Linked DNA regions of Homo sapiens: regions 1 and 2 are each linked to region 3. Evidence: chromatin loops called from intact Hi-C (ENCODE). Cell type or tissue: heart left ventricle. All regions are shown on one strand.

Region 1 (8,000 bases), 200 kb before region 3:
GGCTGGATGGACAGATGAATGAAAGAGGGAGAGGGCATGTGCCGGCCTCCCCCGGGCCACGAAAAACAGGTTCCCGCTTGTGTCGGCTGGGAGTGAGTGTCATGTTGGAAGGATTCTGAGCCTTTGCAGGAATCAGCGCTGCCATGGGTGAGCAATGTCTGCCTCCTGAGTGGGTGGGCGTGAGTCAGAAGAGCCAGTTATCTCATCCCTGCCCCAGCGTCTCTGCCTAGGAGTGTAGCTACTTTTCGGAGTGACCATGCCACTGTGCTCCCTTCCACCCTCTAGGGATGGCTGGCGTGGGAGGGCCTGAGCTTCCTCTCCGCATCTGCTGTTCTGCCCTGACTTCTCCATCTGCCCATGAGCTCTCAGAGGACAGGGGCTGTTTCCTCCATCAGATTGGGGGCCAGTAGCATGCCAAGGGGGTGGGGGTGGGAGCAGTCTGTCCTTTGGGGAAGAGTCTTTTCCCACTGACATTGTTTAGATGTGCTGGCATAATATGATAACAAAAAGCAGATTGACTTACGATAGATATTATTTCTGTTTTTAAATTCTCTACAGACCATGCATCCACTTGTTGCCTATGCCAGGGGTGGACGCCTCCCACTGCCCCCACCCTCCCTTCTTGCCCCTGCTGGGAGCTCCCCAGGGCCGGGCCTGTGTCTCCTCCTTCCTCTAATTTGATATCCCCTCCCCACATTGGATGGGGGTGCTGCACTCTCTGACCCACCAGGGACACTCTTGGCTCCATCCATAGTCCCTTAGTGCTGGGGTCTGGCCCTATTAGGGCCCATCAGAGGATGCCCCCCCTTAGGCCTCCCTCCTCCCATTCCCCATGCCTTCCCTCTCCTGGGGCCCCCGGAGCCCGGCCCACCTGGTGAAGAGGACGTCAGCCTCGTATTTGAGGTGGAAGCGTAAGGGGGCCACGTTGTCTTCCTTGGTGCTGTCCCGCTCATTACTGTCACTGCAAGGAGAGCCAGGCGGCAAGGTCAGGAAGGGGCTCAGCCAGCACAGGCAGCGGGAAGGGTCTGAGGCAGACTGTGGAAGGAGCACACTGGCTTATCTGGGGCTGATGGGCACCAGACAGGCCAGACAGGGAACCTGAGGCATCTCCTAGGAGAGGAAGGGCCAGAAGCAGGGATGGATGACACTAGCTCTACCTGCTGCCCCTTTAGGTGGAGTCAGGGGAGGGCTCTGGGCTGGACCTGGGAGGCCTGTGCCTGGCCTGGCACGGACTGGACCCCAGCCTGTTTGCCTCCCTCACCCAGATGCCCCGTCTGTCAGGCGGGCCAATCCTGCTGCCTGCTGGACTCAGGGGCTGTGGGAGATGACACCTGTGGCAAAGGCTGTGCCCACGGAGGAGGGATGGTGAGGAATTCACAGTAGAGTCATTCATTTATCCCTGGACTGACCGGGGGCAGCTCCTACAGGGCGGCCAGGGGCACTCTGCTGCCACAAGAAGGCTGGGAGTGAAATTCAGAGACATCTTCCGGGGGGGTTCTGTCCAGTGTGCCTCCCTTTATATCTGAGCACCATGAACTACCGGGGCAAATCATTTTAGACATAAAAATGTACAGTTCTTGCTTGTTATATAGACTGAGTTTGATTCCCTTTGGAAGCCTTACCCCAGGATAGGGGTTTGGTTAGAAAAGGGAGACCCAACACACACAGATGTGCCTCCAGAGCCCCCTCCTACACACACCTAATTCTCAGACACCCCCCACAGCTGTGCCAGAGACACTGCTCTGCAAGCGCGCTCATTTCTCCTGTGAAGACGGGACTGGGCTTTCTTAGAGCAGGGCAGAGAGCAAGGGAGGCCTTGCCAAGTTTGCCACGTGGTGTGTGAGAATTCTACCAGGATGCACAATTCATTTAACTGTAGCTGGGACGCGAGCACGTGTCGGGTATGAGTCCCCAGCGCTTATGTGACCTCTGACCTGCACGTGTGTGTGCTGGAATGTTAGTGTTCGGTTTGCCTGGGGTATTTATTTCTTAGCTAAGGATTTTTGCCATTTATAAGGCTCCAGAGTGGACACAATCCCTCTGTCCTTCCCCACACAGAGGTAATTCTGCAAAAAAGAGAAGTGTATTTACTACTGACACAAAGTGATTCATGGGGTCAACACATAGCAAGCTACCTCTGAGAGGCCTGGGAGACAGACAGACAGATAGACAGGAAGACCCACATAGAGTAAGAAAAGGCCTCTTAAAAATAGAAAAAGGGGAGAGAGGTGACTAGGACAGGAAGAGCCCTGGATGGGGAATAGGACGAGTAGTGTTCAGCTTCCAGCTGCACAATTTACTGCTGTGTGTCCCTGGGAAATTCACTCACCCTCTCTGAGCCTCTCTTTTCTTAACTTGGAAGATGGTGTGTGGAATAACCCCTGCTTTGATGATCTTAAGGGGCCTCTGTGAGGACTGAGATTTTTGCCTGTACAATGCTTTATAACCATAGGGTTTGTGAATTACTGCTGTATACAGGGCTGTCTAAAAGTAAAGGGCTGACATTATTATTTATCATCCAAAGAATGAAGAGTGGTGGCAACACAGGGGGCAGCAGGTTGGCCCACACCTGCAACGGATGCCGGCCCACCTCCCCACCCCACTGCCTCCACTCAAGGTTGGGGCAGTGGGGGACAGGGCGTGGGGCAGCGGACTCAGTGTCGGGAGGAGCAGTTGCTAGCAGCCAGAGAGCTGGGCCCCGGAATAGCAAGCTTTGGGGAGAAGGAGCAGGCACGGCCCTGACCTGCCTGCAGCGAGCTCGATCTCCAGGTGGTGTAGGAAGATGGATTTGCTGAACTCAAAATCAAGACGGAAAGCCACCTGCAAGGAAGCAGTCGCATGTCTGGGCATTGCTGGGACCAGCCCCGCCCACTCCCCACAGCCCACTCCCCACAGCCCCCTGCTGGCTTGGGGAGAGGGAGCTTGCTGGGGGTTGGGGAGCTGCTGGCTGGGAACAGGCTGGGAAAGGGAGGACCAGGTGCTACAGAACATGAGCTGAGCTTCAGGGCTGCTGTGGGGACACAGCCAAAGACAACAGCTCCCACAATGGGGTTTCTCGGGGCTGAGCCAGCCCCCCTCCCTCTTCCTCTTCTTTTGTTTTTAGCAAAAGGCAACCAGAAAGCAGCAAGTCCAGCTCCAGACTCTGTCTGCAGGGTTTTTAGGGTAGGGGTCCTTGATGGCAGGAAGGGCCGATGGCCATCGCCATGCACCACAGGATGTGGGGGCCAGAAACGTTTGGTAGGACTGCCTTGTCCACCTCTTCTTTGTGTGTGGCAGGGAGGAGATGGCCCAGAGAGGGATGAGGGCCAGTGGCCACCCAGCAGGCCAACAAGGCATCCGCCCCTTGTCTGGCAGCGCTTCTGCCACACTGCTGACCTGGGCCCTGATACTCCCCTTGCCCTTCGCCCCGCGGTGGGGAAACATGCGACCCTCCTCGCCTCCTCCCTGCCCCACCTGGGGGCATTACTGAGGCTTTGCACAGACCCCTGATGCGCTCCCTGGTCTCACCCTCACGAGGTTTCCCAGGAGACCTCAGCGGCCCCTTCTCTGCAGGAGTGGCTGGGCGTGGGTGGGGAAGCCTGGGCTATGTCCTGCTCCATCCCCACTCCAGAGCTCCTGGGTTTGTCGGTGCCTCAACCCAGAAACCACACCTTTGACTTATATCTCACCAGGGAGGTGCTTTGCTAAGGAGCCCTCATCCCCACTCCCATTTCTTTCTCTTTCCCCAGCTGTGCAGACCCTGCTCCTGGGAGCACTGCTGCCGCCTACTGGCTCCTGCCACAGCTCCTCTCTGATTCCCAAGTCCACGCAGCTTGGCCTCAATTAGGTCTCCTACTCCAGAACCTTCTATGGCTGCCTGCTGCCCAGGGCTGATGTCCAAACACTCCCTGCAATCTGGCGTCTCCCTCCCTTTCCCAGCTACTTTGCTTCTCCCTTCACATACCCACCCTCTATTCACATGAGCTTTTAAGCACAGTTGGGTGGTAGGTACTCACGAAATGGTAGTTTCTCTCCCCATCCCTCCTCATACACAGCACAGTGGCAGAGGCCAGAAATTTGAAAAACTTGTGAGGCTGCAGAACAGTGGGACTGGCTAAGGGCAGGTGGCAGACTAGTGGCTGGGAGTGGTAGGAATTCTCTCTGAGTTAAAGGATGGGCTGCTAGCATGGGGATGGCTGGCTCATTTGGTCACTTGAATGTAATTTTGTGGGAGAAAAGACAAATAAAAGCCACCTCAGGCCTCCCATCCCTCCCTGGTCTTCTGTGTTCACTCTTGTTGCTCTTGCCGCCCTCCCCAAACTACCTGTGCCTCCCAGTGCCCACCCTGACCCTCCCCCACATTGTCCCCAGTCTCAACCTTGGCCTTGGCCCGGAAGAAGGGATAGCTGACGTTGCAGACTTGCTTCTGGAGCCTCCTCTCCTCGTTCACACACTCAATGCTACCGTCTGAGTCCTCCTGGAGGTGGGTGGCAGACATCATGGCAGCAGTTAGGTGGGGCCTGGGACCAGGTCTCGAGGCTCCCTCACCCCCAGCCTGCACCCCACTCTGCAGGGGCCGCCTCAGCCCCTGATACCCATATGAAAGCCTGGACCACAGCCCTTCTGATGTCTGAGACCCCAGAGGCCCCAGAGGCCAGGGTGTGTCTTGGTTCCTGGTACTTGGCATGACACGGGGCGGGACACACTCAGAGGCGGTGGGGAGGATGGCGGGGGCTCATGTATGCGTCTCATTTTGCTCACCTGTTAAATGGGGATGACAGTAACTACCTCATCTAGTTGTTATGAGGATTACATGACGCGATGCACATAAATGCAGCGCCTATCCCATGCCCTGCCTATTGTCATCACTCGTATGTGGCAGCTACAGTTATGATGATTATTTGTCCCTGCTGTGTTCTCTGCACTGTTGGGCATTACCTGGGCACATGGCTGTGTATGTCTCTGGGCATGCATGCACCCGTGTGGATGTGAGCATGTGTCTGTGGAGACTCTGTGTGTGTCTGCGTGTCAGTGCATGTGTGTGCATGTACCTGCTGCATGTACACAGAGCATGTGCATTTCCCAGGACAAATATGTAGGCTGCTGTGTTTTTGCATGTGTGTGCAAAAAGTGTGTGATCAGACTAACACATCTGCATTTGGCTGAGAGGGGTGCTTTCTCTACTAGAGTTCCCCTTGGCTGGATGTTGGGGAGAGAGAGGAGAGGAATGCTGACCTCACAGCCATGAGCGTTTCCTGGGTTGGGGATGGGTGGTGGCACCTGTGAAGGAGGTAGGCTCCAGGCTAACTCTGCACCCCACCTGCTATGTGTGGGGACACAGCACTTCACAGAACATGTCTCCCACTTCTCTTTACCTCCACTCATTTCCAAAAGCTCTTCTGAGCCACAGAAACTATCTCCATGATTCCCTCCCCAGGATTAGGAGCAAGCATGAGACTGGCCTTGTGAAGTCTGGGCCAGGGAAGCAGGGGAAGGCGGATGCTGGTGTGGGGCTTGATTCCCTCCGTATACCTGAAATCCAGACAGACACAAGTCCCTGGACAGGAGGGGACTTCGAGAGACCATCAGGTGGGCTCTTCATCATCAGCCTGGGCTGTCACTCTGGGCAGTGGAGAGGGAGTGGGATTGGGGCCCAGGCCTGGGCCTGACAGAAGGAACTGTGGCTGCAGATAGGCCTTGAGGTCTGTTTGAGGATGGGGGAGCCCACTGAGGAGGAAGGGGGTACCCGAGTAGGCAGCTCCTCGCTTTCCTGGGGTGGCCTCCCTCCACTCAGCTTCCCCTCCTGGCTATAGGAACTGCTCCTGTGTGTGTGGCAAGCAAGGGGGGGGCACTTGGGGAGGGGTGCTGGGCAGTGGTTCTGGGGTGGAGAGGACAGACTGGCCTGGCACCTGTCTTGCCTGGCACACTGGGTTCCACATTGACACTGAGATCCTCGAGGACAGAGGCTGTGTCTGAGGGCCCTAGGACCCCCGCAACACCCACACATGACATTGATGTCTGAGTTTACTCAACAAACTTGTCTTGAGGGCCTTCTATGTGCCCAGCTCTGGACACAGACATGGCTAAGACAGGGCTCTTGCCACCTGGGAGTCAAGGGTTTCAAGAGGCCAGCACTTGGAGACTGATGTTTCTTCAGAGCACATGAAGGGCTGTACCAGATGCTATGCGGGCTGGAGGGCCGCCTGTGGCCTTGGAGAGCTTTGGGAAAGATACCCCAGAGAGCAGGGCTGAGGACTATGCTTTGTCACATAGCGCAGGCTCAGGCGCCAGCTGTGGGGTGGGAATTCCGCTCTGCGGCTCACCAGCTGTGTGGTCCTGGGCAGGCCTTAACCCCTCCCTATGCCTCAGTTTCCTCCTCTGTAAAATGGGGACACCACCACCACCACTACCACCACTACTGCTATGTCTGAGGTTGCTGCAAGGGTTAAATGCATGCCAAGTGCTAGCACAGCGCTGGACGCCGTGAGTAGGCAATATGTGGATGGTCACCAAGTGGGAGCAGGAGCCTGTTGGGCAGAGGAGAGAGGAGTCCCAGGTGGGGGCCATGGTGGGAACCAGCAGGGCGTGCTGGGAACAAGGTGGCCCGTGGCACAGTTAGAGGAGAAGTGGCAGGAGGTGGGTGAGATGGGCCTTGAATGCCACAATGAGGAGCCTGGAGTTTGTTCTGACAGCAGCTGGGAGTGATCAGAAGTTTTAACCTGGGGAAGAACCGGTTCTGATTCTTGTCAGAAGGACCTTCCGAGCAAGCCTGCAGGGTGCACTGTTGGTAGAACGTGTGGATGGCTGGTGGCACATGCGTGGTGTGTGTGCCCCTAACCAGGGCCCAGGAGTCGGGCTGAAGGGTATTCCTCCCTGTGTTCCCAAAGGGCTCAGACTCCCCTAGTGCCGGTGGTTCTCAGCCCTGGCTGCACACTGAAGTCACTGAGGGAGCTTTAAAAGCCTCCCGATGCCAGGCCCAACCCCAGAGCAAATCAGTTAGGATCTCCAGAGGAGGAGTCTGGGGGCAGGCTTTTTAAAGCTCTCCTGTGATTTTTTTTTTTATTTAATTACTTTATATATTTTTGTAGAGATGGGGTCTCACTATGTTGCCCAGGCTGGCCTCAAACTCCTGGGCTCAAGTGATCCTCCCACCTCAGCCTCCCAAAGTGCTAGGATTACAGGCATGAGCCACTGCATCCAGCTTTCTTGTGATTCCAACATGTAGCCAGGAGCCCACCTGGCCTTCCTTTTCCTCTGTGCCAGGCAGAGGCAGTCTGGGCAGGTCGCTGAGGTCTTACCTTCTGGATCAAGCTGGCAAACTGCAGGTTTGCTGACTGCGAGATATTTAGGACCGTGCTGTAGGCGTTCTCGCCCCTGTTCTCCAGTGTGGCCTCCACCGCCACTCGCTGGCGTGTGCTCTCTATGATGAAGACTGTGGTGTCGAAGGACAGCGTGTATGCGGAGCAGTCCTGCGCAGGCTTCCTCAGCACCCTCTGGCAGTACTCCCTGAGAACAAGAGACCACCAGAGACTGGGCAGATGGAATGAGGAAAGCAGGGGTAGAGAGGAGCCCCAGGGTTGGGGCAAAAAGGTGGGTCTGGGCACTTGACTGGCCTCTGCTCATGGGAATAGCCACTGGGAGGAGAGTGGAAATGGATGGCAGGGCTGGAAAGAGCTCACCCTTCAAGACCACTTCCTATTTCAAAGGCCCTTGGTGTCCCCACCATAGAGATCATACCCTCCGCTGAACCCAGAGCTCTTATTTGACCTCACCACTCACGCATCACCACTCCGCACATCATGTTTCCCTTTTGGCCTTGGCTGCTAGGAAGCTCAGCACTAATGTAGAGATAATCCTTATTTTAGCCTAGCTGGTTAGAATATGTGCTCCATTATCCTTCTACAAGTTTTGAATGTGCTATTTCTCTTTATTATCTATGTCATGGTATATATGTTTTCTATCTAAATCATCTCATAGTTGGATCAAAGTTGAGCATAAATTATTGGAAAATATGTTACATA
Region 2 (8,000 bases), 210 kb before region 3:
GCCGGTGCGTCCATGTCTAGGGGCAGGCTGCAGCAAGAAGACGTGGGAATGCACAGCCCCAGGGATTGTGTCATCCACATGCTTCCCATGAGGTACCTGGGAACAAAAGTGACCCGGGAGGGTTGGCAGCTGAGAGCAAGGGGCTGCAGCTGGTGGGGGAATGTGTGAGTTGCGGTCAATGTGAATGCACGTGGGTGCAGAGCCCGGCTACCTCTCATCTCAGGACAGCGTCCAGTATCCTGGTCCCACTTGCCTGGCCATCAGTCTCCACATCTCAGAGTCTTTCTTCATCCCTGGCTTGCAGCTGTCACCATCAAGCCCTTGCTCTTGGGTTCATTCTTCGGGAGCCCCAGGGGCCTATCTATGGGGAAGGGAGTGGGTGTGACTTGGGAGCCAATGGAGGGGTGGGATGGGTGAGAGAAAAGGGCAGAATTCAGATCTGTTTTGTCTTGGATCCTTCTGGAACTAGAGGCCTGGAGTGTGCAGATTGGGTTCGTATTTACAGTCTTCCTCCCTGGGTTTCTCTGGAGGATGGGGATGATTACGAATTCCTAGCACCTTAGTAGCTGGGGCAGCAAATGCCCTCCACAGAGCCTGAGGGAGGCCTTGGCATGGGCCTGGGTGTGTGTAGGGGTGTCCCTTTAAATCCCTAGGGGTCTGTGTTAAAGGTGTCCCAGTCTCCCAGTAGGGCAGTTCCACTTAAAACCAGCTTGAGTTCCATTCTGGAGGGAGCAGGCGCCATTGCTCGGGAGATGAGGTCAAGTGCAAAGCCAGCTGGCTTCCTCTCCGCTCCAGCTCGGTGGGGCCACAGGCCTGGGTCTCAACACTACCTGGACTGGTGTCCTGGCCCCCATCAACTCAAAGTCTCCTCTGGAGCCTCACTCCAGCACTTTGGGGGTGGGGTCCAGACCAGGCTCCCTCCTGCGCCTGGCACTTCTAAAGAAGCCGAGCTGTGAGGAGGCAAAGGGAGACGTCTCAGAGGAGGACAGGGTGGGCAAGGCCTGCCCCAGCTTTCCCTCCACTACCTTTCCTTGGGATTCCTCCCTCAGGGCTTCCTTGAGTACCCCCAGCTCATTCTGAGCACCCCCTCCTCCAGAACTGCCTCTGTGGACTGGAACACAGTGGATGAGACCATGGGCTGCATGCAAGAAGTCATACTAGTGCCCATCTTGCTGTGTGACCAGCCCCAGCCAACATCCCTCTCTGGGCCTCCTTCATCTGTAACAGGAGGAGGCTGAGACCAGGGGTTTGTAACCAGAGCTTCAGAGACAGAGATGGACTTCGGGAGGTTTGTTAACAGCTTGACATTGTGGGAGAAATTTTGTGCAGTTGTTTGTACTTGCTTTTTTTTTTTTTCTCTAATAATAGGAACCTTAGTTTTCATCAGGTTCTCAAAGGCATCCACAAACAGGTTAGAGCCATAGTCTGAGTGCCGTCTGTTGGCCCTAACCAGTGTGTCTGCTATGGCGAGGGGTGGGGTGCCAGCTCCCCTGGAGAGGAGAACGTGGCAGCGGCCACGAAGTTCCAGGGGCTGGAGCCTGGGCCCACCAGCCAGGATGCTGCTCCTTCCCTCCCCTGCCAGGGCCCTCACCTTCCACAGTGCCAGGACCAGCAGGGCCAGCAGTAGGAGGCCCCCCAGGGTGCTGCCTACAATGATCCAGATGGGGACCTGCCAGTCCTCTTGCTTGGAGATCTCAAACACGATCTGCAAGGGGAGGGGGGCCGGGCCAACAGCATTACTCTTCTGGGGCTGGGGTGGCAGTCTGGGAGGGGCAGGAGGGTGGAGACAGCTGGCACCTGGTGGGGGAGCTGCATCCTCTTCCTCAGGGGGATACCAGAGGGATGGGTGGACAGGCCAGCCAAGGCCTCAGGACGACCACTGCCTGAACAGCCGACACTGGGTTCAGTGGCCCAAGTGATCCTGCCTCCTTGAGACACTTGCTGCCTTTGGCCTCAGGCCCCCGCCACTCCCTGGATCCTCCTCCCACCACATGGGCTACTCCTTCTCCCTTTGCTGCCTCCGCATCGCCTCCCGCACTTCTAAAGGTCAGTGTCTCCCACGGTTCAGTCCTTGCACCTCTTCTTTTTCTAGAGTCACTTCCTGGGTGAACTCAGGGCTGACTTTCCCACGAGTCACAGTAGTCATGGTGCCAAGGCCCATAACACTTTTAGGAGCCCATGAAAATGTTTACATTTCTTTTAAAATTAGAGGAAAAAATGGAATAGAATCCAGCTTGGATAACATTTTTTAATCTTTGTATCAACATGGTTATAAACCATAATTTTAAATACTTTTTTCCTATGGAGGAAGGTGTCCCAAAGGCAAAAGTGGCCAGGGCGTGAAGGTCAGAAAGTAAGCCCAGGCCAGCTCCCTCAGTCCTGTGGCTATCACCGTCTACACGCCGACTGCTCTCACATTTCTGTCGTCCGCCTGGATTCTCCGCTGAATTCCAGGCTCACACCGACTGTCTCCTGGCCTGCCTGGCAACTGTAACAGGCCCCTAACCAAGCTCTTAACACCCCAGCCCCCGAAGCCTGCTCTTTCCAGCTCTTTCTCACCTAAGCAAATGGCAGCACTATCCCTCCGCGCTGCTCAGGCCAGAAGCCATGTATCCATCACTGACCCTAACTCTCACACCCACACGGAGCCCAGCAGCAAAGTCTGTCCATTCTACCTTGGAAACACCTGGAATGTGGCCACCACTCCCACCTCCTGGGCCTGAGTGCCCTCACATCTCCTCTGGAGACTACAGCGCTGCCCGACTGCCTCCCCTCTGCAGTTTGTTCTTAGCATAGCAACTAGAGGGATCCTTCTAACGAGGAAGGCAGGCTTATGCTCTGCTCTGCTCTGCTCAAGCTCAAAGTAAAAAGTGCAGTCCTGGCCCTGGCCTGCAAGGCCCTCCCCTCTCGGGTCCCACCTGTCTTGCTGACCTCACCTCCTGCTCCCTCTTGCTTTACTCCAGCTTTCAGCCACCTGGCCTCCAGCATGCATGCCATGGCGTGCCTGCTGTAGGCATTGCTATTCCCTCTGCCTGCAAGGGTTTCCCTCACGCAGCCACGAGACACTCCTGTCTTCCTCATGGTCTCTGTCTGATGTCACTTTATTGGAGAGGCTTTTCCCAACTCCCCTGTATAAAACAGCACCCCCTGGCACTCCACCCTTAGATGTGTGCCTTTTTCTGGGTAGCCCTTATCACCAGTTGATAACGTTTATATTTATGTTTATTGCCTGCCTGGAATGTCAGCTGTAGGAGAGTGGGGGCTTTGTCTGTTTTGTCCCTGCTCTATCCTCAGAACCTGGAGCCGTGCCGGGAATGTAGCAGGAGCTCAGCTAACACGTGGAGTGAATGGACCACCTGCAACAGCAGACAGAGCCATGTGGAGTGAATGGACCACCTGCAACAGCAGACAGAGCCCTCCTTTGGCCACTGACTCACTGTTCAACTTGAGGCAAGTCACTGTCCCTCCTGCCTCATCTCACATGCCTCGGTGTGCATACCTGAGAGATGGGGGTGGGGACAGTGCCTCACAGTGTTGAGAGGTCTGTCACCATGTTCAGCACACAGCTGGGGGCCAGCAAATGGCAGGGCCCTTATGTGTGCTCTTTCTGTCCCTCAAGGCGGGCACCTGGCTCTGCCTCCCCAGCGCCAGCACCTAGCACACAGCCCAGCATACAGGGGCTTAATTTTGGGGTTGCTGGATTTCTAAAAGAGAAATGAGGCATGGCCGGGCACGGTGGCTCATGCCTGTAATCCCAGCACTTTGGGAAGCCGAGGCGGGCAGATCATGAGGTCAGGAGATCGAGACCATCCTGGCTAACACAGTGAAACCCTGTCTCTACTAAAAAAAAAAAAAAAAAATTAGCCAGGCGTAGTGGCGGGCGCCTGTAATACCTGCTACCCGGGAGGCTGAGGCAGGAGAATGGCATGAACCTGGGAGGTGGAGCTGGCAGTGAGCCGAGATCCTGCCAACGCACTCTAGCCTGGGTGACAGAGCAAGACTCCGTCTCAAAAAAAAAAAAAAGGGAGTGAGGCATCCAGAGAGTATAGAGGAATTTTTTGGGGGGTTGAGTGGGGGTGGAAGAAGGAAAAGTCACCTAAAAGACAAGCATCAATGTGAGAAGAAGGGTTCTCTCTCTCTCTCTCTGTGTGTGTGAGCAGGGTATGTGTGGGGGAGCGGGGGTGCCTGTACCACACCTCCCTCTCTTGGATGCTGGGAACATTGCAGCATCTTTCAAGATTCGGTTCAAACAGTCTCCAGAAAGCTTTCCGGGGATGTCCCTCGCTCGGAATCGCTCCCCTCCGGGCCTGTGCTCACCCCCAGACTGCACTCACCCATTTATTGTCACTGTTTCCCTGTCTGCCTAATTTATCTCTGTTTCCCCTTTGGGGCCCAAGCCGTAGGAGACACACCCAACAAATGCCAAATGAATGAACAAACAAAAAAGCTCCTTAGGTGGATCCTGATACCCCTCTGCCTGGCATCCCCCTGCCCTGGCTGTGATTGGTTTTTGTTGGATTGTTTTATAAGGGATGCTTCCTGACCCCGCCTCTTTGCTCTCCAGCATCTCCCTGGGGTGGTGTTGGGAGCTTACTCCGCCTCTGTAATAGGAATGTTTGCCTGGAGCCCAAGCTGGCATTTCTGGGGTGTGGCCAGTGGAGGGCAGCAGCGTCCCACGCCCGGCTGCCCTGTCTATTTCCACAGGACTGGGCTTTGCTTGCTTGCTTTCTTTTACAAATTTATTTCTTTTCTTTTTTCTTCCTTTGCCACTTCTTCCAGGAATGGGCTTTTCTTTAAGACCTCACTTCTCGTTGGGTCTCACAGAGTCTCACTCCTTTCCTGGACCCTGGATGAAGCCAGTGTAATCTGTAACAATCTGCTTTTACGCAACTAACAGAGGCTGATACCGAGGCATCTCCCATCCTTTGGTCTTCACAAATTCAGTTCACACCAGACCTCTGGACCTTCCCTAGTGTTGCCCCTGAGGCTTTGTCTTGCTTTTTTCCCTCTTTTCAGCGGCTGCCCTAACAGCCCACAGGTCTGCCTGATTCTCTCCTGCTGGGACATGCAGCCAGGGGTTGTAGGAAAACTCTATAGAGGAGCACGGCCAACCCTTTCCCAAGCTGTCCGGCCTAAGCCCAGTTCTGCAGGGCTCCCAGGGGCTCACCTGGCGGCTGGGATCCTCCTCACGGAAGATGAAGGGGCTGTGGAACTGCCTCTGCAAGGCTGCGTTGACCATGATTTTCATGGATTTGTACTTGAGCTGTGCAATCAGAGGGCTCGTCAGAAGCTGGCTTGGAAGCTTTTCTTCCCGTCCCCTCCCCAGGCAGCCCCAGGTGGAAGACATCCCAACAGCCGCCCCCTTTCCCTTCTTCCTTCCAGCCCAGCCCAGGGGCTCTACTTACTGCTTTTAGGGACCTCAACCACAGGTTCCCCAGTAGATGGAAATTGATTTCCTGGTTGGGGACCAGCCGTATATTGCAGTTGATGGAGACGACATCAGAGTTGCTGTGATTCTGAAAGAGAAGATGGGTCTCAGGGCTGAGCTGCTGGGCTAGGGGAGCAGGGGGCAGCAACACTGCTTGAACGACTGGGGCTCTGCTCCTGGGGGCAGGGGCAGAGGACAGGGGACAAAGAGAAAGTTGGGAGTGGGGGACATGTGCATTGCGTCTGCCAGGGGATGACTGAAGGACAAATGAAGGATGGTATATCTGATGCTCCACTTGAAGCTGTACATTGTGACCGGCCTGGATATATTCCAGGGACAGAACTTTTGTTCAACATTAGGGAATCTATAAATGTTTCCTATCACCATATAAACACATTAAGATAAAAAATTCTATGATCGCTGCAACAGATGCAGAAAAAGTATTTTAGGAAGTCCAACTTCTGTTCATGATAAAAACTCCCAGGGAACTTCCTGAATCAGATAAAAGGGGTCTTCATAAAGTTCATGGAAAATGTGTATTATGGAAAAATTATGCATGGATTCCAAAACTTTTTTTGCCCCAAAATAAACTCGTATTAACTTGTTGTAACCTATGTGAACAGGATCTAGTTTGAGGCACTAAGAAAGATAAGACATCAGTTTGAAAAGAGCCCCTATCTGAGCAACATGAATTCTGCTAAAATTGAAGCAAAAACAAACATCAAATTTATGGTGAAACTTGAGTGAAAGAACAGTGAAATCACTGATGCTTTATAAAAAGTTGATGGGGATGATATCACAAAGAAATCAGCAGTTTGCAAATGGATAACTTGTTTTAAGAAGGACTAGAGGGCTGGGCATGGTGGCTCACGCCTGTAATCTCAGCACTTTGGGAGGCCAAGGCAGGCGGATCACAAGGTCAGGAGATCGAGACCATCCTGGCTAACACAGTGAAACCCCGTCTCTATTAAAAAAATACAAAAAATTAGCCAGCCGTGGTGGCACGCGCCTGTAGTCCCAACTACTTGGGAGGCTGAGGCAGGAGAATCACTTGAACCCGGGAGGCGGAGGTCGCAGTGAGCCGAGATCGTGCCACTGCACTCCAGCTGGGTGACCGAGCCAGACTCTGTCTCAAAAGAAAAGAAAAGAAAAGAAAGAAAAGAAAAGAAAAGAAAAGGGATTAGAGGACACTGAAGATGGAGCTTGCAGCAGCAGATCATTCATATCAATTTGTGAGGAAAAAAAAAATCTTGTTCAGGCCCTCACTGAAGAAGCCTGACAATTAACAGCAGAACCATTAGCCAACACTATAGACAGCTCAGTTGGCTTAGTTTACATCATTCTGATTGAAAAATTAAAGTTGAGCAAAATTTCCGCTTGACGGGTGCCCAATCTGTTGCACCCAGATCAGCTGCAGAAAAGAGCAGAACTTTCAATGGAAATTTTAAACAAGTGACATCAAGATCCTGAAGCATTTCTTCAAATAATTATAACGGATAAAAGATGGCTTTGCCAGTACCATCCTGAAGACAAAGCACAAAAAAAGCAATGGCTACCAAGAGGTGGATGTGGTCCAGTCAAAGCAAACACAGATCAGTCAAGAGCAAAGGTTATGGTAACAGTTTTTCGGAATGCTCAGAACATTTTGCTTGTTGACTTTCTGGAGGGCCAAAGAATGAGAACATCTGGTTATTATGACAGTGTTGTGAGAAAGTTAATCAAAGCTTTAGCAGAAAAATGGCTGGGAAAATGTCACCAGAGACTCCTTCTCCACCATGACAATGCTCCTGCTCGCTCCTCTCAAAGGGACTTCAAAAAGTTTGTGGAAAAATGGAATTAAAAGGTAAAAATTAAAAATTAAATTTTACTTCTCAACATAAGCCCATCAAGTTCAAGACACTTTTGTAAGCAATGATACCAACCATGTAGTCCATTCTTAAATGACTAAGAGTCCTGGGAATGTAACCATGTCAATACAGTCCTTTTTTTTTTTTTTTTTTTTTTGAGACAGAGTCTTGCTCTGTTGCCCAGGCTGGAGTACAGTGGCGCCAACTTGGCTCATTGCAACGTCTGCCTCCCAGGTTCAAGAGATTCTCTTGCCCAGCCCGAGTCGCTGGGACTACAGACGCCCACCACCACACCCGGCTGATTTTTGTATGTTTAGTAGAGATGAGGTTTCACTATGCTGGCCAGGCTGGTCTCGAGCTCCTGACCTCAAGCTCCTGACTTCACGATCCACCTGCCTCGGCCTCCCAAAGTGCTGGGATTACAGGCATGAGCCACCGTGCACGGCCTAATGCAGTTTTGTTTACATTATTAGCTGAGGAATAATGGTTGCCCTTTAAAGATTTTTTTTAAGATTAGCAAACCAAAAGAAGTTAGAAGGAGCCAAATCAGGACTGGAAGGTGGACGCCTAATGATTTTGAAATCCCCTCATGTGTGAAGCCTAGGGCAATGATCATATTTAACAATCAAAATAAAAATAAATTCCTTTAAGTAATCATGATTAAGGTAATCCTGATTATTCTGTCATCATCATATCTATTTACCATTGCCCTGGAGGTCTTAGTT
Region 3 (8,000 bases):
TTTTCTCTTTTAAAGTTTATACCCTTGGGGCCTTGCAAACAAAAGCATTCCCGCAGTCGCAGATATTCTTGGATTGTCTTACTATTCTTAGTATGTCTTCTATAAGTTTTTTAGATTTACCTTTTGCCTCCAGTTAGTATTTATCTTTGTTATAAAGTTTTACAATTTGATCCACAAATGTCTTGTTAATTTTACACTTTTCTAGATGACTTGTAAATTTGCTGCTATTTTGACTAGAAGTTTATTTTCTACTTTTCTAATTTACTGCTATTTTAGAGAAGTGCTAATGAATTACCTAGGTTGATCTTCTAACCAGCTCTCTTGAAGAACTATTTATCATAGCTCTATAAGTTGTGTGGGATTGTTAGTTTTTATTTGTAGATCATGATATTATCCACAGTTGATAGTTTTAGCTCCTCCATTACGACAGTTATATTACAATCCTCATTTCTTTTTCTTATTTTATTGCATTGGCCAGGCCCTCTAGTACTACACTGAATAATAATAGTCATTCCTGTCTTGTACCTAAACATAAGAAGAATGTATCTAAAATTTTAAACATTTTCTTAGGTATATTTACTGTAGGATTTTAGTAGAGAGCCATACTCAAGTTAAAGAAGTTCTTGTCTATTTTTAGTATCTGAGAGTTTTTATCATAAAGCGATGTTGAACTTTTAAAATATTTTTTTTGTATCTGTTTAGATATCATGTGATTTTTCTCCCTTAGTTTATTAATGTGGTGAAATACACAGATAGATTTTCTGATATTGGACCATTCTTAAATTCCTGAAATAAACCCTTCTTAGTCATGATTTGCTATTTTAAAAATAATTTACTCATATTTTATGAAGGGTTGTAACTAGGGTAATAAGTGAAATCATCTATACTTTTCTTATACTCTCCTTATAATGTTTCTTGGGTCTTATAAAACATTCAGTTGTTACTGTGAAGAAAAATGGGAAAATTATTATCATTCTTCCAACTTCTTCCATTAAAATCAAACTGCCATCTGCTGCCCTCTTACCATGTCTTTCTCTGAGCATAGTACCTTTTTGTTTAAAGGTCAGATAATATATATATTTTTTTCTGGCAGCAGTTTTTTAATTTGAACACTTTCCTCTTAAGGACACGCCTTCAGTACAGTTAACAAATGGTTACATCTGAAATCTGCTGAGAGCAGAGCTCAAGATCCACAATTGCAAAGGCCACTGGCTCACACCCTCACAGATTGTATTACCTTTCAGAGCTGAGTGAGGCTGTGCTCTACATCCCAATACTTGTTACTGAGTGGACATGAGGTGCAAGTTTAGCACCTTAAAGGGAGAAAAAAAGAAATAGGTTAGTATGCAGAATGTGATTTTGTCCTCACTTCGCTTTAAGTCATCTTTTTATACTTGCCAATGTGAGTTCTGAAAGGTAGTACTACACCTACTTAGAAATGGCTGAGTGACTGTCAATTAAAAAGCCATGTTGTTGTTGTTTTTAAAAGATACTTTAAACAGTAATTGAGCTGAATACCTATGGTGCCAACCATGAAAAACTGCAGAGCTGAAGCACCAATGACATGAAAAGCCATGGACAGATTCCTACATGTACAACAACATCACAGCAACTACCAGGCCAACAGCAACTCACAAGGCTTCATTGATTATAAACACACCCTCATTACAGAAATGTTCAATTGTGCTTCTTACAATTGAAATATGGTAATATAAGGAAGGTACCAAGTATTATCAAACAGAAATGAAATGCCAAATTGCACAATTCTGGTTATATATGCATATACAGAGATGACCCTGGGTCTCCCTCCCCAACCCTCTGGGGGTCTAAGTGTTCTGAGAGAAGATGTGCTGGGCTGACCCACCTGTCCCCTCTGTCTTATATGACCAATGGCACATGCTTGAGAGCTGCTGTTCTAGGGTCAATCTGGCCAGGGTACAATAAGCCAATCTGGGGCCAGGGTTAGATGTCAGTCTGTGGTCAGGGAGTGGTTAGTTCACGGCACTGAGCTGTAGCCTTTGAGGATTGGGGTCAATATTCAAGTATGGTTCATGCTTGGAGTCAGTCTCTAGGAGGGGTAACTATAACTGGGTTTGTGGTCAGCCTGTGACTGAGGTTTGGAGCTGGTTTGTGCCTGGTTTTAGGGGTCTGTTTGTGGCCAGGGTTGAGGTCATTCCATAGCCAAGATGAGCAGCTCTCACTACACTACACTGTGCAAGGAGCCCCATGCCTGATCCCTTTGGTCAAATGGCTTTTGTTCTGGGTGTCTTTACAGTATGTGCTCTGGACAGATCCGTCTTAGCACCCCAGGCCATGGCAAACCTTGGCACTGCCTCTCATACGGGCTCTACTTAGAGCTCTGGGGCTGCCTATCACTCTGCTTCCAACACAGCAAGGTAGCCCTGCTGGGAGTCAGCCCTGCCCAGCTCATCCAGAGCTAGACATCCCCTGCTCCCACCTACCTCCCTAGAGGCTGGCCGGGGGGCTAACCTAGGAAGGGAGGAGAGGCCACGGAGGAAAATGTGTCTGTTTAGGGCAAGTCTGAAGGTGCCCCAGGGTGCTACCCAGGGGCACTGCTATGTGGAGGCAAGGGTTCTGTGTTCGAGTCCTGCTTCTCCCTCCATAGAGTGGGCAAAGTCATTTGCTCTCTTCAAACTTAGTTTTCTTGTTTATAAAATAGGAATCAGAATTTCTGTAAGAATGAAATGGGATAAAATGTTGAAATTTACTGTGAAAACTGTAAAGTGCTATTACAGAGTGGGGGATGGTGATGATGTTGATGATGATGACAATGACTACAAAAGGTGATCATTGCAGGGCTCTTGATCTTACAAGGGAGTTGGAAAATGTCATTTCTACTGTGAACCCAGGAAGCAGAAATGGTATGGGGAACACATGGCCTTGCCCCAGTCATAGAAGATATCACGATGCCCATTTTACAGATGAGAATATGGAGTCTTAAAGACTGTATGATTTACCCAAGGTCGCATGACTCCTGCTTTAGGACTTGTGCTGTGACACTGGATGCCTCTGAGTGGAGTGTTTCTGATGGCTGCTTTATCCTTCCCTTCTCCAGAATGTTCTCCTGTTGTTCTCATCACACAGCACAATGATAACAATGGTAACAACAGCTGACTGAGTGCTTTTTATTGGCCATGCACTGTGCTGAGTTATTTAGACAAATCATTTCACTTCATCTTCATGACAGCCCTTAAAAGGGAACCTATTTAGGTCCTAAGGTCCCAGGAAAAATATTACAGATGTGGAAACCAAGGCTGAGAGCGGGAGTGACTTGCCAGTAAGTGGCTGATCCCAGACCTCATCTCAGACTTTCCTGACTCTGAAGCCCACACTCACGGCACCATGTCACACTGAAACTTTGCCAGGTAGGAGTCAGACCACCTGACTTCTGGGCCTTACCTAGCCTGCCAGTGACATCTTTGTGTAACTTTGGGCTCATCAAGCATTCTCTTTTGTGGAAAATGAAAATGCCTACCAAGCCTACTTCCTGGGGTTAGTTGAGGAGCAAATGAATGGGAAAATGTGTAAAAAAAAAAAAAAAAAGTCAAGTTGTTGCATAAATAGGAGGGACTTTTGATATCCTCCAAATGCTTTCCTTTTCTCCACTCATTTTTCCTGATTTCCTCACTCTTTATCAGTAACAAAGTTAGGACAAAAGTGATGATTATTCTAAGGGGCACAAGCAGGGTCTGTCCCTTGGAAAGGCTTCTCCTCCCAGCCTCCTGCGGGTTTTTCCAGTTTTCAGGCTGTTTCCGACGACCCCAAGAAGACGGCCACTGTTTCCCCCCTGCAGTGATGGAAATAATTAGCTCCATTCTTCCTATTTGAATAGTCATGCCTAGCTGGCCTCTTAAATATGATCTTTGTGAGCAGTGCATTTTCAAACTCTCACAGGTTCTATTTTTACTTCTCTTGCTGAAGGAATGCTGTGGAAGGCGATTCCAGCACAAAGGGCCCTAATTAATTTCCCCTGCCTTTAAATATTTTTTCAAAGTATGTGTTTGAAAAGGACATTTAAAAAAAAATTCCGTGACTCTGGAGGTGGATTCCAACAGTTCTCACTGCCTTCCACTTGGAAATCCACCTTCGCCTTGCCGCCTGGTGGCCCGGCTGGAGTGCTGTGTTCTGCAGCTGGGCAGTGCTTACTGCTCCTCCTCCAGACAAAAGGGACAGCCTCCTCCATCCAGTCTCTCAGGCCACAGACCAGCTTAAGTCCTAGAGTCTGAGGGCCCAGGGAGAGGAGGATGGTCGCTAAAGGCCTGGAGAGGTGAGGAGCAAATGGGGGTCTCTGAAGGCCAGAATTGTGAAAACACAGGACTGGGACCATTGGAAAAACCATTAGGCCAGATTCTTTTGCCTTGAATCCCCATTCCCAGAACGGCCTCCGAGCCAAACCATACATGCCTGATGGTGATTTATTATTAATCTGGTTGTCCTGACTGTGAAAGGATATTCCTCAAACTGCATGTACCCTCATAAGGCCAGGGAAGGGTCTGAGCCCAAAATCCCAGGGCAAGAGAAGTTTTTGCAATCTGGAACACAGGGCTGGGGGAAGGTAGTTTTATCCTTTGAGAGTAATTCTGGTTTTCAAGGTCCTCGTTGAAAAGTTGTTTTGAAAGAGCAAAGCCTTTTGAAAACACACAAGAAAAGCTTCTCCCATTTCTAGCTCTCAGCTGCCAGTGGATAGGCTCTGGCTTCCTGGAGCGAATCCTAAGCCTAGGCAGGAAAGCTTTCCAAGGCCTCCAAGATGTGGATTGAGGGCAGGCTCCTGCATCTGAGAGCCCTGTGCCTGAAATACCATCATGAGTGCTTTATGCTGTAGGATTCCAGGCACCATCCCTGGTAAAATGCAAATCGTCTTGAGGCAGCACATGAAAGGCGTGGGTGGCAGCGATGAGGACCGAGCTCTTCCTTTCCTGCTTCCCTCTCCTTTCTTCTTCCCTCCCCTGTCCTCATTCCCTGCCTTCTGTCTTGCCCACTCCCACCCCATTTTCTGTTCCCTGCCCATTTCCATTTTCAGCCCTTCTACCTTCTCCCTACTCTCTTCTCTCCTCCTCCCTTTGGCTCTTTTCCCCCTTGCTCCCTGGGAAGCAGCATCCCGTTTCTGCCTTCCAAGGTGAGTCCAGTCAGCAGCACTGCACCCTTGCTGCCAGACTTGGGGCCTTCTGGGCATAGCTTTGGCTGTGACTGGAGAAACAGGCTTCGGGCTGATCTCTACCCTAGGGTCCCCAGGGGCTTCCTGGGAACCCTGTGATGCCCTCCCTTGCTCCTTTCTGATGGAGAGGGGGTGGGGGGCTGCTGAAGGAAAGAGGGTCCTTTTCTTGACAGCCATAAACACTGATGAGCAAGACCCAGAGCAAGTCATCTGCTCTTGGTCCCTCAGGCCCAAGGACTCCAGACCCCTGGTTCAGCACCCTGGAAGACCTCTAGTTTATGAGGAGGAGCCTGGACCGGGTCTCTGCTCTCTAGACAGTGATTTCAGATAACGTGCCCCAGTTGCCTTGTTCCAGGCCCGAACCTGTACATACAGGAGCAAAGCAGAGTATGCACGGCCCAGGACTGCCTCACACTCAGGAGCCCCTGACCCAGATGCTCAGTCCTGCACATGTGCACAGGAGCCCTTGCGGGTGGCAAAACTGTTCAGCTGCAGCTGCTCCACACCCCAGGGCAAACACATCCTGTGGGCATCTCTGGGGAAACCCAAGCCCAGTAGCCTGCAGAAAATGTGGCCAGGACAGACAAGGGCTAAGGAGAAGACCTTCAGAAAGCGTACAAATGCACACAAGCACACATGTATAAGCATGTGTGGTTGGCTGAAGTCCCAGAAAAATGAAAAAGAGGAAATAGGGCAAAAGTCATATCTGAAAAGATAATGATCAAGAATTTACCAAAACTGTCAGATAGGTTAATTCTATATTATCATAGGTAATTCTATACTATTAATTCTATTTTAAACCCCAAAGCTCTAGGCAGTCTGATTTTAGAAGGTGCACTCATACCATTCTGCTATATAACCTGTATAAATTCATTAATATTTATCTTTTCATTACTCATATTGATGATTTTTTGCTCTCCCTCTTTGTTCGTTGCTTAGTTTTTCTAGAGGTTTATCAATTTCATTAGTCTTTCCAACAACCAACTTTTGATTTTGATGATTTTCCTTTGTTGTTTATACTCTATTTCATTAATATCTGCTCTTATTTCTATTATTTCCTTCTGACTATTTTCTTTGCTATTTGTATAGCTTGCCATTCTTTTTCTAATGTCTTAGGATAGATACTTACATAAGTGGCTTTCAGCGTTTCTTCTTTTCTAATACATGAAGTTCAGGCTATACATAGCTCTCTAAGCATAGCAAGCATAGCTTTAGCTGTATCTTGAGATAAATATTAGATAAATTGATTTCAGCCTTTCACTTTTTCTAATATAAGTATTTAAAGTCATACATTTTCCACTAAGCACAGCTTTAGTTCCATAAGTTTTGATATATAATATTTATCATAGCATTCAATCCAAACTATTTTCTCATTTCTGTTGTGATTTTTTAAATCTATGTATTATATGAAGCATGATGCTTTATTTTCAATCATCTAGTAATTTTCTTGTTATTCTTTCATTATCGATTCCTAGATTTAGTCCACTGTGGTCAAAAAACAAACTTTGAATCATTTCTGCCATTTGAAATGTGTTGAAATCTGCTTTATGGGCTAGCATGTGATCAATGTTGATAAATGTTCCATGTACACTTGAATGCGTTTTCTATGGATGTTAGGGACAGCATAGCTTCTGTGTATGCAATTAGGTGAATTTTCCTAGTTACATTGTTCAGATCTATATCCTTACAGATTTTTTTGTTGTTGCTTGTTCCATCAGTTACTGAAAGAGGTATATTATAGTCTCCCCTTAAAATAGTGATTTTTGTTTATTTCTCCTGTTAATTTTTGCTCCGTGTAATTTGAAGCTATGGCGTTAAATACATAAAAATTTGGAAAAGTTGTATCTTCCTGATGGACTAGCACTTTTATCATTATGAAATGTCTCTCTTAAATGCTTAGAAATGCTTCTTGCCTTAAACTCTACTTTCTCTTGGTTACAGTTCACAGGGTATATTTTTCTATCCGTTTACTTTCAGCTTCACTATGCCCTCATCTTAGGTTGAACTATAAGAAACTGCTATTTTTATAAGTCAAATATGGTTGACTATCGGCACATTAATGTGGTTCAGCTTAATATTTAAGGACCCTTGTAAACAGCATAGCATTTAAAAATCCAGTCTTAAAAGCTTTGGCCGGGTGCAGTAGCTCATGCTTGTAATCCCAGCACTTTGGGAGGCCGAGGCGGGTGGATCACCTGAGGTCAGGAGTTTGAGACTAGCCTGGCCAACATGGCAAAACCCCATCTCCACTGAAAAAAATACAAAAATTAGCCAGCCATGATGGCGTGCACCTGTAATCCCAGCTACTTGGGAGGCTGAAGCAGGAGAATCACTTGAACCTGGGAGGTGGAGGTTGAAGTGAGCCAAGATCATGCCACTGCACTCTAGCCTGGGTGACAGAGCAAGGCTCCATCTCAAAAAAAAAAAAGTTTTGTCTTTTAAATGAAGTATTTAATTCATTTACATTTAATTGGAGTATTTAGTTCTTTGGTTGATAAGTTTGGTTTTACATCTACCATCTTTACTATTTGTTTTCTATTTTTCCTAGACCTGTTTTATGTTCCCTTTTCTTGCATTCTTTTGAATTAATAAGCTATTTTTCATTATTCCATCTCCCCCATTAGCTTGTCAGTTTTACATTCTGTTACTATTATTTTAGAGATTGCCATAGATTACTTAACTTTTTAGAATCTAATATAAAGTAGTACTTTTGTAAATTCTGGACAGTGCCACAAGCTTGGTACATTTTAACTCATTCCCCTACTTTTTGTGTTATTATTGTCTACATTTTAGTTCTATATATATTTTGAATGTCACATTACAT

What was found. A loop is a pair of places that touch in the nucleus more often than their neighbours do. Peaks named below come from ENCODE experiments on the same cell type or tissue, not always from the same donor. Only the 100,000 strongest peaks of a DNase experiment are listed, where the experiment ranks them.
Region 1: it touches region 3 in a loop (2.3-fold over the local background); 5 of 110 quality-filtered maps call a loop at or near these places.
Region 2: a loop joins it to region 3, with 2.7 times the contacts of the local background. A loop is called at or near these places in 5 of 110 quality-filtered maps.

What each region holds. Positions count from the first base shown.
Region 1 is chr15:68,312,908-68,320,907 of GRCh38, forward strand. It overlaps ITGA11 (integrin subunit alpha 11), which reads right to left. Exons shown (of 30, transcript NM_001004439.2): 20 at 7,278-7,485; 21 at 4,358-4,456; 22 at 2,744-2,820; 23 at 872-961. Among named protein-coding and RNA genes, the nearest start is that of FEM1B, 39 kb to the left of the region's middle. RefSeq lists enhancers at 2,157-3,023, 4,470-4,970. In heart left ventricle, a CTCF peak has its summit at 3,774 (motif pointing left); a DNase peak (open chromatin) is centred at 3,394.
Region 2 is chr15:68,302,181-68,310,180 of GRCh38, forward strand. It overlaps ITGA11 (integrin subunit alpha 11), which reads right to left. Exons shown (of 30, transcript NM_001004439.2): 27 at 5,406-5,516; 28 at 5,168-5,263; 29 at 1,592-1,705; 30 at 1-950. The coding sequence ends at 879. Among named protein-coding and RNA genes, the nearest start is that of FEM1B, 28 kb to the left of the region's middle. RefSeq lists a silencer at 4,613-4,702. In heart left ventricle, a CTCF peak has its summit at 4,659 (motif pointing right); a DNase peak (open chromatin) is centred at 4,641.
Region 3 is chr15:68,513,457-68,521,456 of GRCh38, forward strand. It overlaps a transcript of CORO2B not described here. Among named protein-coding and RNA genes, the nearest start is that of CORO2B, 62 kb to the right of the region's middle. RefSeq lists enhancers at 5,128-5,629, 5,630-6,129. In heart left ventricle, a CTCF peak has its summit at 4,104 (motif pointing left); a DNase peak (open chromatin) is centred at 4,145; H3K27ac peaks cover 1,753 bases.